2 separate regions of the Homo sapiens genome follow, and region 1 is linked to region 2. A link is a loop called in an ENCODE intact Hi-C map of the cell type or tissue named here. Cell type or tissue: Calu3. All regions are shown on one strand. Links, peaks and the distances in the headings refer to the core of each region. The heading gives the core; the rest is flanking DNA.

What was found. Hi-C counts contacts between places; a loop is a spot of excess contacts. Peaks named below come from ENCODE experiments on the same cell type or tissue, not always from the same donor. Only the 100,000 strongest peaks of a DNase experiment are listed, where the experiment ranks them.
Region 1: a loop joins it to region 2, with 4 times the contacts of the local background. A loop is called at or near these places in 2 of 110 quality-filtered maps.

Annotation. Positions count from the first base shown.
Region 1 is chr18:36,945,617-36,951,088 of GRCh38, reverse strand. The region is part of intron 5 of KIAA1328; the gene reads right to left. Among named protein-coding and RNA genes, the nearest start is that of KIAA1328, 120 kb to the right of the region's middle. RefSeq lists an enhancer at 2,528-3,162. In Calu3, for the core only: no CTCF peak of the experiment used is centred there; a DNase peak (open chromatin) is centred at 3,058.
Region 2 is chr18:37,173,623-37,179,094 of GRCh38, reverse strand. The region is part of intron 9 of KIAA1328; the gene reads right to left. Among named protein-coding and RNA genes, the nearest start is that of SNORA111, 290 kb to the left of the region's middle. RefSeq lists a silencer at 3,035-3,329. In Calu3, for the core only: no CTCF peak of the experiment used is centred there; a DNase peak (open chromatin) is centred at 3,184.

The DNA.
Region 1 (5,472 bases), core at 312-5,311, 230 kb after region 2:
GACAGGCAGAGAAAAAAGATAAATAACAAAGATAAATAAAAAGATGAAGTCGACTGTGTCCAGTGCTGAAAAGCAGCCACCCCAGTTAAAGACTGAGTTGAGAAGCCATTGGTGACCCTTGCAAAACATCAGTTTGACATTACTTGGTTGTCCATCATCTCCCCCGACTGTTTTGGTAGATGAACAGTTAGGCTATTTTCTTGTCAGGGAGAGAAGCTTTACAAAAGAGAGATGTTTTATTCAGGATCATCCTCGGGTAAGAATCTGAGGTAAGGCCATCTGGCTCCAACTGTAAAGCAATCCATTACTCACAGACTTTGGGGGAAATACTGAACCCAAATATTTTCACTATGGCAGGTACTTCCTTTACTCTGAATGCCTACAAGCCATATATTAAGATAGCATATCATTCTAGGCATAACGTTCTGCCTAGAATGTTTTGCCCGCCCTTAATCCTAGATTCCTACTTGTCCATTAAAACTTAATTTTTATGTCACCTCTTCCTCCAAGCTTTCACTGACCTCCCAGGCAGAGTTAAGCACCTTTATCATAGTAAATACCATAAAGTTAAAATTATTTGACTATATTACTATCACCTGAAGCAGACTGTGTTTTCCTGGAAATCGTAGTGTACTAATCTTGGTATCTCTTCAGCACACAGCAGGCACTTTAAAAATGTTAGAGGAATGAGTATAGAAATAAAAGTAAAGGAGCTCCTATTGAATTTTCACGTTGGTTTTGAGTTTGGAATGGAAACAAACCATAAATAGACAATGTGGCCTTTAAACCAGCCAAGAAGATGCTTAAAATATTGACTCATTAAAAACTAAAATGTTTTCTAACCTAGCAAGATTTTCTCATCTTAAATATGGTTTCTGACCACGTCAAATTCCTCACCTTACAATCATTTTCTTTTCTCCCTTTTGAAAAAAAGAGTACACATTTTCTGATATAAAAATTGAGGTCTAAATTATATATCTAGTTTAGGACTCATTGATAATATATGCAACTGAAAATGGATTGTTTGTAAAAAGAAAAAGTGATTCCAAGATCAAGTGGTTCACAGGGCTAGGTAAGAATTTCACATAAATATTTACACCTGTTTATGAAGCTGTGATCTGTGCAAGAGCACAAGCCACTGATACAAGTCTGAAATCTTCCATTTAACTAAAAGAAAAATTTATGGCAAATTCGGTGTATGAACATGTTATTTTTCAATTTCCTGATGACAGTAATCCATTGGGGGAGGGTAATAAAGCACAAAACAGTGGAAAACTCAATGCTCTGGACACTTAAAGATGGAAACAAGACTCAAGTGACCCACTCAGACTCTTCTAGACTGTAATTCATTCTGTTTGATCACCTGAACAAAAACATGAGCCACGGAAAGATAGCTAATTAGAGTATTTAACTAGCTCCTTTAGAGTTATCTAAGTCCCTACCTTATTTCTTGCAGAATTGCAAATCAAGATCGGGGGGTGGGGGGGGGGGAGCTGGGTAGAAACAGACTTGAAATTGAGGTGCTTTACATTCTGTCTTTTTCTCAGGTCATTAGACCCTATGGATTTTAGAAACTACCTACACAATGGAGACCCAAGGTTTATTTCTCCAACTTTAAAGGTAAGGACACTTATTTAAATGTTTAAATCCAGACACCCTAAAAAGCAGGCTATCAATGTGCCAGATGGACCAGAACTTTGATTTCATGTTTTTATAGTTTCCTTTTCACAAAATAAGAAAATATAAATTTTCAGCATTCACTGTAGACATTAAAGGTTGAGAAAACATTTCTATTAAAAACCATGCATTTTCTCTTGCTTCTAACTTGCTTAAAAATTTATTTTTTGTTTAAAAGTTCTATGTTTCAGCTGGACCCGAAGGAGAAATATTTTACCCTTTTGGAAAGGCTGCTTTAAAGCAATTCAGCCTTTCATGGGTTACAAGAACTACCTTAGAACTGTAGAAGAAAAAAAGCTGCCATCATACCTCTCCCCCAAGAAGCTTCCTTATCAAGTGAACTGCACAACAATAATTAACACTTAAAAACTTCCAATTTCAAAAAGGGAAAATTCCTGACAATATAGACTATGGAAAATGGTCTGCACACTAAGCTCTCCAGACCCCAAAAGGCTGATCAGTGAAGTTGTGTGAATAATGCTTTGTGAAGCATAGTGAAACATATCAGGCTGAAAACTACCAGCTCCAAACACGAGAAACAGACTGAAAGCTCTTTAAAAAAAGTCATGTCGCAGTGGCTTACGCCTGTAATCCCAGCACTCTGGGAGGCCGAGGCGGGCGGATCACCAGAGGTTGGAAGTTCAAGACCAGCCTGACCAACATGGAGAAACCCCGTCTCTACTAAAAATACAAAATTAGCTGGGCGTGGTGGCGCATGCCTGTAATCTGAGCTACTCAAGAGGCTGAGGCAGGAGAATCGCTTGAACCCAGGAGGTAGAGGTTGCGGTGAGCTGAGATCGTGCCATTTTACTCCAGCCTGGGCAACAGAGTGAGACTGTCTCAAAAAAAAAAAAAAAGGCGTGGTGGCTAATGCCTGTAATCCCAGCACTTTTGGAGGCCGAGGTGGGAGGATCACGAGGTCAGGAGATTGAGACCATCCTGGACAACATGGTGAAACTCCATCTCTACTAAAAATACAAAAATTAGCCAGGCGTGGTGGCGCATGCCTGTAATCCCAGCTACTCAGGAGGCTGAGGCAGGAGAATCACTTGAACCAAGAAGTTGGAGGTTGCAGTGAGCCGAGATCGCACCACAGCACTCCAGCCTGGAGACAGAGTAAGACTCTGTCTCAAAAAAAAAAAAAAAAAAACAAAAGACAAACAAACAAAAAGTCATGTCATTCTACTTCCGATCTTCAAACAGAAGAGATTTGTTCTTACCATTAAATGAAAACATTTCATGAGCTATCCATTTCAATACACATGATACCTCTCTTTCTTCATACTCCTGCAAAAATAAAACTCTAAGCCCCTCAACTGACTGAATGAAGGCCGCTCTTGGCCGAGGGCATTCCAAAGTAAACCTGAAAAACAAGTTCAGGCCATGATGGGAAGGGGAGGTCAAACACGCCTCATTATACCCTCATCCCTTTGGAATTCAGGCACAATTGACCAACATTAACATTAAAACAGAGATCTTAAGACTGGCAAAGCAGTCTCTCTGCAGCAATGAGATATCAAATTCCAACCTGACTCTAGTATAGAGTCAAGTATATGATAGATACCAGGCCCTGAAAAAAATCAAAGTGTTTTACCCCAAAATATATTTCTTTGACATATTTTGAAATGGTCCTGCAAAGCTATCTCTTGTGGGGAAAATCTACATTATGTTGAGAATCCTCCTCCCTTTCCAGTTCTTCTGTTCCTGAAGAGATTAGCTGCCAGTCTAGCACCTTTGAAACATTTGAACAGAAAACACTTGCCATCAATTGCCTCTAAGGGTGGCCACCTATGAGGCATAATAAAAACCTGCAAAAAACCTTGGTCTCCACAACCCCTTATCTTTACCCAGACACTCCTTTCTATTGATTCCTGGTCTTTAGATAATAACTTAACTCTTTTGACCAACTCCCAATCAGAAAATCCGTGAATCCACCTATGACCTAAAAGCCCGAGTTGTCCCACCTTTCCAGACTGAATCAATGTACACTTTACATGTATTGATTTATGTCTGCCAGTAACTTGTCCCCCTAAAATGTATAAAATCAAGCTGTCACCCAATCACATTGGGCACAGGTTCTCAGGACATCCTGGGGCTGTGTCACAGGCCTTGGTCACCCATATTTGGCACATAATAAGCCTCCTTAAATGTTTTACAGAGTTTGACTCTTTTTATCAACATTCCTATATTTGTCTCCTTGAACTATTTTATCTTACCATGTAATACAATTCATTTCTGGTTTTTTTAGGAGACGGAGTCTTGCTCTGTCGCCCAGGCTGGAGTGCAGTGGCGTGATCTCGGCTCACTGCAACCTCCACCTCCCAAGTTCAAGCGATTCTCCTGCTTCAGCCTCCCGAGTAGCTGGGATTACAGGAGCCTAACAATTCATTTCTTAGTGGAAATGTAAACCGAGTTTAAGTGGTCCCTCAATCTTCTTTCTCCCACACGAAGCAATCCAGTGACATCAAGTGTTCCTCATATACAGTATTTCATCTTCCAGTGCTATCATTTTTATGCTTGTCATCTCTCCCTTCTTCAGAGATTTCATCAGAGTTCTCTTTTAAGAATAAGATACTATCATCACCTATTTCACAATTAAGCACCTATCACCAGGAACGGATGCCTGAACCACAGTATCTTTGAATAGCTCAGTATAACCTCTACTTGAAGGTGAGGGACTAACATTATATTTAATTTAAAGAGATTATATTTAATTCTTATTAAAAGAAAAAACCCATTATGTACTATTATTAATCTCATTTTACAAATAAATCTGCAGCACAGAATGGTTAATAACTTATCCAAGGATAACCTAGCAGTGAGCTGAGATTTAGAATAAAGTCTTAGAACCACTAGAGCAGCATTCCTTAAAATGTAATGTACAAAAGAATTACCTGTGGGTCTTGTTGGAAAGCAAATTCTGATCCAGTAGATCTGAGGTAGGGTCTAACAAGCTTCTGAGTAATGCTGATGTTGCTGGTCCAGGGAACATACTTACGGTATGCGTATCAATCATCTCTAAGAACCCTCTTTCACACCAGTGAGAGGAGGCCCATCCTTCTCCTTTATGTTGAAATGTAATACATTATTGGACTCCTTTGCTTCCTCCCTTTAAGTCATTCTTGGTATGTCTTTCTGTGTTTATTTTATCTGTTTTGGTCAACTGTTTTTGTTTTGGAAGGAAGCATATAGAAAGTAAAATAAGAGATGTAAAATAATCCACTTTCTTCTTTAAAAGGAAGCAGCATTCTGAATTTTTAGGGCAGTGTAACATTTCTATTTTGGCTAACTACTGAAGTATAGGTTGAATATCCCTAATCTGAAATCCAAAATTAGAAATACTCCAAACTCTGAAATGTTTTGGGCATGAACATAATGTCCAGAAGAAATGCTCATTGCAGCATTTTGGATTTCCGGATTAGGGATGTTCAACTGGTAAGTATATTGCAAATACCGCAAGATCTAAAAAAATCCAAAATCTGAAACACTTCTGGCCTCAAGAATTTTGGATACAGGATATTCAACATGTAATAACAATTAGCAAATACTACCTGTAGTGCTTAAGAATTTATACTGGGGGAAGAGTCCATGAGAAGGAAACAACCACACCCTCTCTCTTCTATTTCCAAAAAGATACTCATCTTCTATATCACCCACCCACACTTTTAAGCATAAGTTTACAGTATCATTTCTAAATTCAGTTTAACATTGCTAGACCATTAGCTATGGCCTTGGGGAACAGCATTCTCACCAGAGTTGCAAGTACTCTGTAATGTAGTATGAAAATATCACCCA
Region 2 (5,472 bases), core at 367-5,366:
AAAATAGACAAATGGGATTACATCAAAGCTTCTGCACAGCAAAGGACACAATTAACAGAGTGATGAGACAACCTGCAGAATGGGAGAAAACACTTGCAAACTATCCATCTGATAAGAAGTTACTATGCAAAATATATAAGGAACTCAAACAACTCAATAGCAAGAAAATAAAGTGACTAAAAAAATAGGTTAAAGACCTGAATAGACATTTCTCAAAGGAAAACATTAAAATGGCTAACGGGTACATGAAAAAATTCTCAAAATCAATAATCATCAGGAAAATACAAATCAAAACCACAATGAAATATCACTTTGCTCCTGTCAGAATGGCTGTTACCAAACGGACAAGACAAGTGTTGGCAATGATTGGAGAAAGAAAACTCTCATATACTATTGGGTCGGAATGTAAATTAGTACAGCCATTATGAAAAATAGTATGGATGCTCCTCAAAAAATTACAAAAAGAACTACCATATGATCCAACAATCCCACTGCTGGGTATGTATCCAAAGGAAATGAAACCGGTATGTCAAAGAGATATCTACACTTCATGTTTACTGAAGCACTCATAATAGCCAAGATATGGAATCAACCTAAGTGTCCATAAATGGATGAATGGATAATGAAAATGTGGTATATATACACAGTGAATACTATTCAGCCATAAATAAGAATGAAATCCTGTCATTTGTGGCAACATAGATGAACCTGAAGCATATTATGTCAAGTGAAATAAGCCGGGCACAAAAAACAAATACTGAACTGGTTGACTTGGCCTCAATTGCTTTCCAACAAGCAATCTCACTTGTATGTGGGATCTAGAAACGTTGATCTCATAGAAGCAGTGAGTATGATAGTGATACTAGAGGCTAGGAAGAGTGGGAGGTGGGGACATGGGGAGAGAGGGGTCATTGGGTACAAAGTTACAGTTAGATAGGAGGAATAAGTTCTGATGTTCTATTGTGCAGTAGGGTGACTATGGCTAACAATATTGCATTTTATTAGGTTGGTGCAAAAGTAATTGCAGTTTTTGCCATTATTTTTAATAGAAAAAAAACCACAATTACTTTTGCACTAACCTAATGTATTTCAAAATAACTAGAAGAGAGGATTTTGAATGTTCTCACCATAAAGAAATGATAAATGTATGAGGCGATGGATGTGCTAGATTCTCTGATTTGATCATTACACAATATATACATGTATTGGAACACCACAATGTACCTCATAAATATGTGTAATTATGATGTGTCAATTAATAAAAATAAACTATTTTTTAAAAGCCCCCAAATAATTTATCAAGTCCCTCAAAGTATGTACTCAAGTATTTCCCAAATCCTGTCAAGAAAAAAGAAGCTTCACAAAATCAACACCTCTCCCCACCAGTAACTCAAAAAGAAACAAAACAAAATAAAACAAAACAAAAACCTTTAACGCTTTTGTGTTGTCATTAAAAACTCATCTTTCTTTAAAAAAAAAAGCTAAAAAAGTGAACAGTACATCCTAGAAACAGGCTAATTCCAGTTCCAGTTCTGAAAATTCACTAGTTGGGCGTGATTTGGTGAAATCTCCCTTTCTTTCTTCACATCTTACACACAGACACACAAAGGCACAGGGAGAGCACCAGCTGTAACTGTTTGTAGAAGTCATAGAAGAACAGAAAGAAGTGACCTTAGTAACCTTTTACTTCAGGGACTGAGAATCTAATCCTGCTACTGTAGGCCTGGTGTGCCTCTGCTTATCAGGGTCCAACAATCACTGTGTCACCATATGACTGAAAAATACAAACTCCACCAATATTTTTAAAGGTGACAAGATTTCTGTTGCATTGAGCAATCTCAGAAGATACTATCTTCATTTTAATATAAAATGTATCAGATCTACACATCTGAATAGAAAAAGACACCAACATATCAAGGATATACAGCTGTAATAGGCCTTCTTTCCCAGTCAAATTTGAAATAAAAGACCTGAAGATCCAAGGCTACATTAATGCAAATTCTGCCTGTTGCAAGTATACTTTTTGATTAAATTGGCATACATCAAGTACAATTAGAAAGGCTATTTATAACGAAGAAATACATAATTCTGCATCTTAATGTAGATGACAATTACAGCTGATGGTTGCTAATTATCATTACTTCTTTTGCTTTGAGTGTTATATATTTCCTGTATGATCTTTATTGTTGACAATGGACACACCTAATTCTAGAAGGCACAAAATGGTTAATTATCAGTTATATCTGTGCTCATAACACATTCATTTGAGAAGCAAATGGTAACTTGCCCAGCTCTGGCTTCACACTGGAGACTAAAGGATCAAGTAGACTTGGTAAACTCTGACTCATTCATTTGGTAGGAAAGGTATTTATTTAAGTTTCTTTTAGAGCCAAGGCTCACCTACCCTGAGGTGTTCAGAATGACAGGGAGAAAGCCCCTCAACTCCTCTTTCCAGGTGGAGTGGTCTGTGGGGCATTGCTTGTTCCATTCAAGCAGAAATGAATGGTACATTTAATTCAGCTTCACCACCCTCTTGTGCCAAGATGACCACTGTGCTTATTCTCTTACGCAGCTTAGGGGTGTGTGATCAGTGTGGAGAGCCAGAAGTGAAATGGAGAGAAAGAAACACTGCAGCTTTCAGCACAGAAAACTATAATGCCCCCTTTGCTTATGCTGTAAATTACATATTTATTTTGTTAGCATGAGATAGATGAATATTTCTACATACAAAGGTGCCCAGCTAAAATCAGGATAAGTGATATTGATGTCTTATGGTCAGTATTATTGAACCTTAAAAGCAATAAACTTTATGAGTTAATAAATATTATATTTGCAACATAGTTAACATTCCTTTACTGTCTCTAGCACTTATTACACATTGTAACTGCAAGTCTACAATACATTATTCATATTTGGGGTGTCACCAAGTGATGGATTGCTGTAGGAGAGGTTGTCCTTTAAATAAATCAACAAATAAAAATGCAAATGTTAACATTTTCAGCCACAACTTTTTCCATCTTGAATGGGGAATGAAAATTTTACATAATATTGACAGCCAGCAGTGAGAACAATTAACAACCAACACTGTGAATGAGAAAGATGACTCTGCCACACCTGTTTTTTTCACCTGCACATGGAATGAAATGGAACTCTTCTAGGTATTTTCAGAGAACAAAGGAAAACCTGTCTCCCACTGGCATCTGTCTCACCCCCATCCTTGTTTGCAGGTCTTGAAAATTCTTGGAATTTAAGGTGGACAGGGGAAGAGCTTTTACTCTTGTTCCCTTTGGTACTTTCAAAGGTTTGTTGAGATAAAGAACAATAGGCTCTTCTCTTACATTAAGAGTTTGCATGTGACTGATATGTAGTCTATTTAAAAAAATGTCTTTTCTACACTTTGAAATAAAAACAGTACAAATAATCCTGATTCTGAAATCTGGAAAGCCACCACTATGCCTTCTTGGTAACTGATTTTCATAGTACTCTGATTTTTTTTTTTTAACTCTGCAATTCGTGTAAGAGACCTGTATGATGTCATCATGCATTTCTAAAGATAAAATATGGTGTGCTACATGTTGTTTTATTAAGCCAAATGCTCGTTACATAGGAAGCTTCTGAGAATCTATATTTAGCTGATCTGCAGTATTAAGGACAAATAGATAATCCTTTTTTAAAGTCTGTAAATATGACTCTTCACAGCAGTTTTAACCTGGGCTTGTAAAACTCTACAATGTTGATATGATCCATTCCAAAAATGTGTGCTGAGGATGTTTTATAAAACTCTTACTGGGGCAACATTTTATTCCATTTTTTCATACTTCCCTCTAAACTGAAATGCAACCATCAAAAACAATATATTAAAGTGGTGTTAAAGATCTCATTTTAATCTTTAACAATAGGAAAATTCACTAAGATTGAAAATCCAGATAATCTTCCTTCTTTACCTCTAATTCCTCCAAATGAATCCCTCAAGGTGAGCTAGGATGGAAACCCTCTGAGCACAAGCTTTCAGCCACAACGTTAAGTGATCCAAAGAGGAAGCTCCATCAACATTTCAGAAACACAACTTATTGTGGATCTTTGGAAGAATGCCAACAACAGTAGCATTAAAAATAAAAGAAAGCGGCTGGGCATGGTGGCTCACACCTGTAATCCCAGCACTTTGGGAGGCCAAGGCGGGCGGATCATGAGGGCAAGAGATCGAGACCATCCTGGCAAACATGGTAAAAGCCTGTCCCTATTAAAAATACCAAAAAAACAGATCACAAGGTCAGGAGATCAAGACCATCCTGGCTAACACAGTGAAACCCCGTCTCTACTAAAAATACAAAAAATTAGCCAAGCGTGGTGGTGTGCACCTGCAGTCCCAGCTACTCAGGAGGCTGAGGCAGGAGAATGGCGTGAACCTGGGAGGTGGAGCTTGTAGTGAGCCAAGATTGCGCCACTGCACTTCAGCCTGGGTGACAGAGCGAGACTCTGTCTCAAAAAATAAAATAAAATAAAATAAAATAAAAATAAAAATAAAAATAAAAATCCAAAAAAAAATTAGCCGGGTGTGGTGGTGGGCGCCTGTAGTCCCAGCTACTTGGGAGGCTGAGGCAGAAGAATTGCTTGAACCCGGGAGGTGGAGGTTGCAGTGAGCTGAGATCGCACCACTGTACTCCAGCCTGGCGACAGAGTGAGACTCCATCTCAAAAAAAAAAAAAAAAAAAAAGGAAGAAAGCAGCAACAGTGAAAGGATGCGGCAAACTAGTTAAATTCTCTTTTTGATTGTGTGTGGCCTCCAAAATAGAGAGGTTGTCATTGTCAACTGTTACAATATTTAAGATTACGAGGTTTGGAGTCTGAAATGCTGGCTTTGCCTGTTGTTAGCTATGTGATCTTAGACTGTTCTTCAATATCTCTGAACTTTAGTTTCCTAATTTTAAAAATGGGGATAATAGTGCCACCTCATAAGGTTGTGAAGATTAAATTAGACAATGCATATAAAGGGCTTGGCAAGGTGCTAGGGACATGGCAGATACTTAATAGATGGTAGCTATTGTTATTATCTTTTGTGTTGGAGTCATTTCTCAAAAGTTCTTTAAGATGCTTACCTTTCTAGCTCCAGAATTAAAGGAATGACAAAAAGAGCCAAAATACGATGAACACACTGTTTCCTAGGTTTGGCTTCTGTGGAACAGCATATCTATAGGCACTGGACTGGAATACAACTTTTTAGAGGAGGAAGAAATAATCTTTCTCTTCCCTTTGAAATTACCTCAAACCAAAATAATAAATTTTAGAGCACATCTTTAAAATCATCAGACTTGAGACTTGTAATTTGGGCATTTCTACTTTGCAAAGCCAATGGACTTCAAATTAACTACAAATTAAGTCTTAACATTTATATTCAATTCATCGGATAAGCTGCTATGAATTTAAGTGCTCAAAACCAATCATATCCCTGAAGAAACATAAACCAAGCCCTTT